2 separate regions of the Mus musculus genome follow, and region 1 is linked to region 2. The links are chromatin contacts, found by Hi-C or POLR2A ChIA-PET in ENCODE. All regions are on one chromosome and are shown on one strand. Each heading gives the region's core, a stretch centred on a gene start or an enhancer-like site at or near the end of the contact. The rest is flanking DNA. Distances are from core to core; before and after follow the strand shown. Region 1 holds the start of Plekhf2 (pleckstrin homology domain containing, family F (with FYVE domain) member 2). Region 2 has its middle 40 kb from the start of Plekhf2.

Region 1 (3,872 bases), core at 861-3,360, 40 kb after region 2:
TTGTGATATCAGGCTAGTAACTTCTTTCTGATAAATAATTTTTGGTCCAAAAAATAAATATATATCAAATGGAAGTGACCTGACAAGGGAGCAAAAATTAAAGAAAAATTTAAAGAAAGTTGGCATACCTAAGAAAGTACTTTTACCTACTAAACACTAAAAAGAGGGGCAGGGATGGCTCTGTGGGGTAAGGCTCTGAGGCCAGGCCTGACAGCCTCAGCTCTATCCTGGGGCAGAAGGTGGATGGAGAAGCAACTTCCAAAGTTATCCCTTTGACCTCCACAGTTGTGCCATGTGCCCACACAAATGTACACACACACACACACACACACACACACACACACGATATAATTAAAAATAGAGGGGTCAGAAAAGTGGCTCAGAAAGTAATGATAGCAGCTGGCCCCCAAGCCTGACAACCTAAATTCCATCCCCATAATCACATGGTGAAGAGAAGAAACTCAGGAAATTTGTCTTCTGACCTCTCTGCGTGAGGTCTGGGGCTGCGTGCCTCCTCCTTCCCCACATAGTAGAATGATTTTAAAAAACTAAAGAGTAAAAAAGGAAAACCACCACGGCTGTTTACGGCTTCTGCATTGTTAAGAGTCTTTTCAGCCCATTTAACATAATTTTAAAGCCGCCTTTATTTTTTTAAGGGTATTTATTTACTAGGCTACTTCATGCTGTACACCAGTTTCATTTGGGGGCAGGGGCGATTATAAAGAGCTTTCCAAATAAGCAACTTAATACCATTCACCTCCCAATGCTCTCATGACCCATAGTGATTAAAAATAGCCTGGGTTAATTCTGATTTAACCTGGGTCCTCCCACCCCTTAAGCTATAAAGGTACAAAGATAGGGGCTCAAAACTCATGCACCTTTAAGGAACGAAAAGGAAAAAGAATAAAAAAAAAACTGAATCGTCAAAATCACCCTAATCTGTTTGTTGTGGTCCTGGGGTTGTTTGTTTCAGACTCAAGCTGTAGCCAAGGCTGGCCTTGAACTCGCGGCAATGCTTCTGCCCTAGCCCGCGGGAGTGCTCAGAAAACCGGCATGAGCCAACACACTGGGTTATTTCACTTAGTCTTAAGACAACACATGCCTTAACGTTTCAACTGAACGTTCAACTCTAAATGGTTCTTTAACGAGTCTCTTAGGCAACATATTAAAACATAACAAAGAAGGCATTTACCAGTTTAATGTACTTGGGAGTCTGAATTACTGCTTAGGTGTATGTAACCTGAATACTAGTCATTTCCACTGCACACTCACACAACTTACTGCTTTAATATTCGAGGACTATACAAGGCTACTCGAGCAACTTGGGGAACCAGCTCTTGGCCTTTAATAACATTAAAAAAAAAAAAAAACTAGGCAAAAGATCATAAAACTTAAAAAAAAAAAACCCTTCAAGTAGCGTGTAAGCTACCGCTCCTATCTGAGCCAATTGTACGGTGCCATTTTCATATAAAGTCATAAAATAAACTGCTGGAGTCAGAGCGTGCCCCTGACGCCCAGACCCTGCAAAGTTTTCAGACCGCACGATCTGGGGACCCGAGTCCTGCTGCCCCACAACTTCGGGGGCGACGCGAGGTCCAGTCCCCAGCCGCCGTCTATGGTCCCGGCCCTGGCCCTCCGGGCGGCGTCCCGCGGACGGGCGCGGCGGGACCCAGGCGGTTCCAGCCCGAGCGCCGGCCCGGAGGGGAGCCGCCCGAGCGCCCCGTTTCCCACAGACCCCAACATGGCGTCGGCCGCCGCCGCCCGCGCCAACCCCTCCCCGCGCCACGGCTGGCCCGGGCCCGCGGGGATAGGCGCCCGCAAAGTTTCGCTTCTCCCTCCCCAGCCCGCCGCCGCCCGGTGCGTCCCGACCCCCATGGCACCTACCCGACCCCGCGCGGGCGGCGGCGCCGAGGGTGCGAGTCCTCCTAGTCGCCGACTCCGGGCGCGGACTCCGCCTGCTCCCCGACCCCAGCCTCGCAGGGTTGCGTGGGGCCCCGCGAGGCCGGCGCGATCCGGACGCGGCGGGCGCAGCCGCTCGCAGGTGACTTCACCGCCCCTCCAGTCGAACCCGACAACGGCCGCTCCGGCTGGCTTCCCTCCTGCGCGCGCACCGGCGCGCCCCCGCCCAAGCGCCAAACACGGGCACGAGCACACCCGCCCTGCCCTTTCTTCCCGGCTCCCTCGCCCCGCCCATCGCCTTGCCCCGCCCCTCCATCCCCACGCGACCGCACGGGGGGCGGGCTCTTCAGCGGAGGCCACACCCACTCGGGGGCCTCCCCCGGCGGGGTTGGGGAACGCGCGCCTCTGCAGAGGTGACGCGCGTCTGAGCCAGCTGAGGCTGGACTGGGTCGCCTGACCTGACTTTCCTGACTCGGGCTAGCCTTCGGAAAGGGCTCTTAAGCAGTCCGCGAAGTTCTCTGGAAGAATGGGCGGAAGCTGCCTCCACGCCTCCCGCCCTAAGGAACAGGAAAGGCTTTGCTTCTCGCCACCCAACCGCGTCTGCCAACCCCGCCCGGCTCGGCCATTCAGCCGAACACCTGCTGTCGCTTTCTCCCAAGCCAGGGGTCTGCGCTTACCGCACCCATGACCCGCAGGCTCCTGTGTAACCTTATGCCGAAGAACTCCGCTCTTTTCAAAACTTCCCCTCGGCCAACTGCTTCGCGTACCTAGAACTCGGTGCTACCATGACGCTGGGTTAGAAGAGCGTTTACTAGGCGCTGCGGAGAGATAGCAGAGGCATCTAGGCTGGCTGGCTGGGAAAAGCACACCGTTTAAACAGGAAAGGGGTAGAAATTGGGTTATTATTAAAGTTTTATTCAGGAATTTTCTTTTTAGCCTCCTGTTGAGCAGTTCTCAACCTGCGGATCACAGGAGTCGCCTAAGACCATCGGAGAACATATTTTGCATTATGATTCATAACAGCAAAATTACAGTTATGAAGTAGTAACAAATAATTATATGGTGGAGACCACCGCAATAGGAGGAGCTATATTAAAGCATTAAGAAGATTGAGAGCTGCCGGGCGGTGTTGGACACGCCTTTAATCCCAGCACTTGGGAGGCAGAGGCAGGCGGAATCCTGAGTTCAAGGCCAGCCTGGTCTACAGAGAAACTCTGTCTCGAAAAACAAGAAGAAGAAGAGGAAGAGGAAGAAGAATGTCTGTGAAACAAATACAGTTGTTTTAAATTAGTATCCAGAACAAAACTGGCAAAGGAGATCAGTTGTCGTAATAGGGATAGTTACAGGATTTCAATCGTATACACACACAATCTTTATGTGTGCTAGACTAAGCACACTCTAAAATCTTTTTAAATTTTAAGATTAGGAACTGCTGTGTTTCTAGTGTCATCAATAAAAATGTTGCTCTTCGAATGCCTTTAATCCCAGCACTCGGGAGGCAGAGGCAGGCAGATTTCTGAGTTTGAGGCCAGCCTGGTCTACAGAGAGTTCCAGGACACCCAGGGCTATACAGAGAAATCCTGTCTCAAAAAAAAAAAAACAAAAAAAACAAAAAAAAAAAAAAACAAAAAAAAGTTGCCCTCCCTACAACACACTTGTTTAACTTAAAGTACAAAGATGCAAGCCAGACTGTCTACACTCAAAATCTTGGCTTTGCCACAAACTATGATACCTGCGTCCTTGGACATACTTAGTTACCCTTAGTTCCTTCGTGTGTAAAACTAGAATAATAAGAGTACTTCAAAGAGTCATTAGATGAATCAATATTTGTAACATGCCAAGCACAAGCTAAGAATAATGAATGATGAAAATTATTAAACATACATGTACAATGTGTACACACATATGTCTATTACAGTTTACCTTGTTATTAAATATTAAATAAGACATGCCAAATAATGATATAAATCTAT
Region 2 (3,525 bases), core at 620-3,119:
TACTGTGATTTCAAGGTCAACCTAGACTACATAGTGAGTTCCAAACCAATCTGAGCTACAGAGTGAAACAGAAACTTTAAATTATTATGTTCCTTTTAAAAGATTACAAACAATAAGAATCAAGATCAGTTCTTTTTATTTAGTTCCTAATTATTGTTTTATTATTTTATGTGTATTTTATGTGTATAAGTGTTTTCCACTCAGCCCTGTCTAGACATGCATGACTGATGTTCACTGAGGTCAGAAGGCATCAGCTCTCCTGGAACTGGAGTTACAGATAGTTGTGAGCCATCATGTGGGTACTAGGAATCAAACCAGGTCTTCTGGGAGAGCAGCCAGAGCTCTCAACTGCTGCGGCATCTCTCCAGCCCAAGACTACGATTTTAAAGCAAGTTTATGTTGATAGTAAATTTGGAAGAAAAAAAAAAGCTACTGGAATTTCCCAAATGTCCCTTGTTTCCACCCATGTGTGGCCTCCCATATCAGCATCCTCATCAGACTAATATATTTATTACTGATAAACTCATACTCACACAGCACTGTCACTCGCTATACTTCATGCACATTAGACTTTGTTCATAGTGTTCTGTATTCTGCACATCTGGAAAAATGTACAATGGCACATGGCATCATCACAGTCTCACACAGAGTCCTCTACTCTCTTAGTTCACTCACCCACATGCTAATTGTTACTGGAAACACCCTTATGGGCACACCCAGAAGAAGGTTGTATCATCTTTCAATGGGTCTCTTAATCCAGTCCCACCCAACCTTCATGGCTTGGGTCCAATCGCCCTGGCTAGGTGTGGCACGGTAATAAAAAAAAAGGACAGACACACAGACACTCATACAGTAAAGCTGGGACCAGGTGGAGTTCAGCTATCACTGCAAGCTGCAACCACAATGTGTTAAGTAGGTACAGCACAGGGGGACAAAGGTTAACTAGTCTCTTCAGGAGGTATCTGTGGCCAGCAATCTCAGGCTGAAAACATCCAGGAGAAGGAAGCCATAGTTCCTAGTCTTCACATACCTTGATCAATCATCCATAAACACCCATTCCTAAGAAAAGCTTTGCCATGTCTCTTGAGCATGCGCCATATGAGGAATGGCTTTGCCAGTTGTCCCGTGGGCCAAGGCCATGCCTATGTCAACATATGCTTCACTCACTCAGGTCTTCCTCTGCTCCCTACACCAGCCAAAGGTGACAAGAAGACTATCCATCACAGCCCAGAAAAGACTTCAAACTTTTTCCTAGGAAACTTTTCTCTTAGAAAAGTCAGTGGTATTGAGAATTCTTCCATACTTGAACTGGGTGATGTTAAGGAAATATGCTGAAATGGGTTGGGGGAGCAGGGGAGGTCTTTTCTTCTTGACAGTCCTGGAGATAGGAATCCAGGGCCTCAAACATGCTAGGCTAGTTCTATTCTGATGATCTCTGTCCCCAGCACTTGGGTTTTTGTAGCTTGTTTGGCTCTTGTTATATAGTCCACAGTGGCCTCAGACTCATGGATCTACCTGCTTATACCTCTCAAGTGTTGGGATTATACATGGACACCATCACACTAGACTCTGAGAACTTCACACCCACTAGTGTCCCTCTCCTATAATGAAAGAAAAACAGATGAGACTCAGTTGCTTCCTCAGGGTTCAGAGATATATTTAAGACCACTCCCCAGAGACCAATTAAACCAAAAGGAAAGAGCATTGTTTCTGGGACACACCAAACTCATCCACTGCAGTGGCATGGGCACTCGCTGGGACCAGTGAATACTGGACTAAGGGCACAGCAGGGTGGCTGCACCCTCCCTTCTCCCCAGGGAGTGATGGTTTACTTCCTGTCTGGTGGCAGGAGGCTGCTTGTCAAAAGGACTCCGGAGTCGGCTCAGGTTACCACTTCCTCCTCCCACAACAGAGGCAGTCCGCCAAGAGGATGTGTCTGGAAAAGTCTCCACCCACAATTTTCAAATAAGTCTAAGTGGTGCCTCTGGACTGGCTGGCGGATGCTGGAGGTGATACAGTAGCACATACATGAAACAAGTTGAAGTGAAAGAGAAGGACGCACTGGTGATAACTGCAGCTCCAAACTTAAACAAGCCTCCCTCCCTGGATGCTCAGCCTTTGAGGGAAGTTGGCTCAAGTCACACACACACCCCAGCAAGTGAGAGGCACAGGTGGGCAGCACCAGGTATCTCTTCCTCCCGTGATTCAACTGTCCCTTTGTCCCTATGCAGGGACTAAGGATTAAGTGGGACTTTAGAGGGGTCCCTTGAGTAGTATAGTAGGAAGAAACAGAAAACTGGGACTCCAGCTCTTCTCCATCCTCTGTCGTTTTGTGGGGCTGTCATTTGCGGGGGACTTCTGTAGCCCCTGCAAGCCCCAGACTTAGTATGCAGCTGAGTGTAACCTTGTACTCCTGATGCTCCAGCACCAGGATCACAGCAGGCACCACCATGATGCCCTGGCAATAGACTCTGCAACTCAGTGTGGTGCTCTTGTCCTGACTGTGCATGACCCTGACACCGAGCCTCTCTTTGTATATCTGTGGCCATGGGTATGTTTTCTTTTACGAGATGACTACAATTAAAGTCTCTTCCAGTGGTAATTGGACAGAAAAATCCAGATTACAGTGACTGCTACACATTAAAAAAAAAAATGTTTCTAGGGCTGAGAATGTAACTTGGTGGTTGCCTTAGGGTTTTATGGCTGTGAACAGACCAAGGCAAGTCTTATAAAGGACAACAATTAGTTGGGGTTGGTTTACAGGTTCAGAGGTTCAATTCAGTATCATCAAGGCAGGAACATGGCAGCATCCAGGCAGGCATGGTACAGGAGGAGCTGAGAGTTCTACATCTTCATCTAAAAGCTACTATCAGAATACTGGCTTCCAGGCAGCTAGGATGAGGGTCTTATAGCCCACACCCACAGTGGCACACCCACTCCAACAAGGCCACAAGTATTCCAACAAGGTCACACCTTCACATAGTGCCACTCTCTGGGCTAAGCATATACAGAACACCACAGTGCTTATGTACAAAGCCCTGGGCTCAGTCCCCATCGCTGCAGCGCAAACGGAGGGGCAGTTGTGTCCTCCTATAATCCCAGCACTCAGAGATGGAAGGGGCAGGGGGTTCCGAAGTTCAGGGTCCTCCTAGGCTACACAGTGAGTTTGAGGACCCTTGTACTTCACTGCAGTCTATTTGTAGGGGAAAAACAAAAGCCTACCTACAGACCCGAAGCACATCCACCTGGTCAAGCTGACCCCCTAAACTAAAGGCTAAGGCTACAAACACTGTGATTTTCACTTGACTGTCCCTAAGGAAGTCTAGTGGGCTGACTGTTCCACTAGAGAAGAGTCCCCAGCTCTATGTCTGGAGGGGAAGTTGAGGTTAAATTCTCTCTCTCTCTCTCTCTCTCTCTCTCTCTCTCTCTCTCAGGAACCAGAACATAGAGTTTGAGAGGGGGCCTCACTGTGTAGCCCTGGTTGGCCTAGAACGTGCTATGTAGACCAAGCTGTCCTTGAACTCC

What was found. A loop is a pair of places that touch in the nucleus more often than their neighbours do. ChIA-PET counts read pairs that join two places held with the same protein, here RNA polymerase II (POLR2A).
Region 1: a map of heart shows a loop between it and region 2 (2.4-fold over the local background). The contact joins the promoter of Plekhf2 here to the enhancer-like site in region 2. A Hi-C loop is called at or near these places in 6 of 37 maps with a recorded cell type or tissue (heart, mature B cell, regulatory T cell and 1 more). POLR2A ChIA-PET finds 5 or more read pairs at or near these places in 4 of 5 experiments (Patski and embryonic stem cell).

The regions. Positions count from the first base shown.
Region 1 is chr4:11,005,509-11,009,380 of GRCm38, forward strand. Plekhf2 (pleckstrin homology domain containing, family F (with FYVE domain) member 2) reads right to left here and starts at 2,111. Exons shown (of 2, transcript NM_175175.4): 1 at 1,885-2,111.
Region 2 is chr4:10,966,162-10,969,686 of GRCm38, forward strand. No RefSeq gene overlaps it. Among named protein-coding and RNA genes, the nearest start is that of Plekhf2, 40 kb to the right of the region's middle. Within about 2 kb of position 1,870, at least 1 of the 3 ENCODE cell types and tissues checked has a DNase peak (open chromatin) inside an H3K27ac peak, as active enhancers do; it is heart, where a contact is called at or near this core.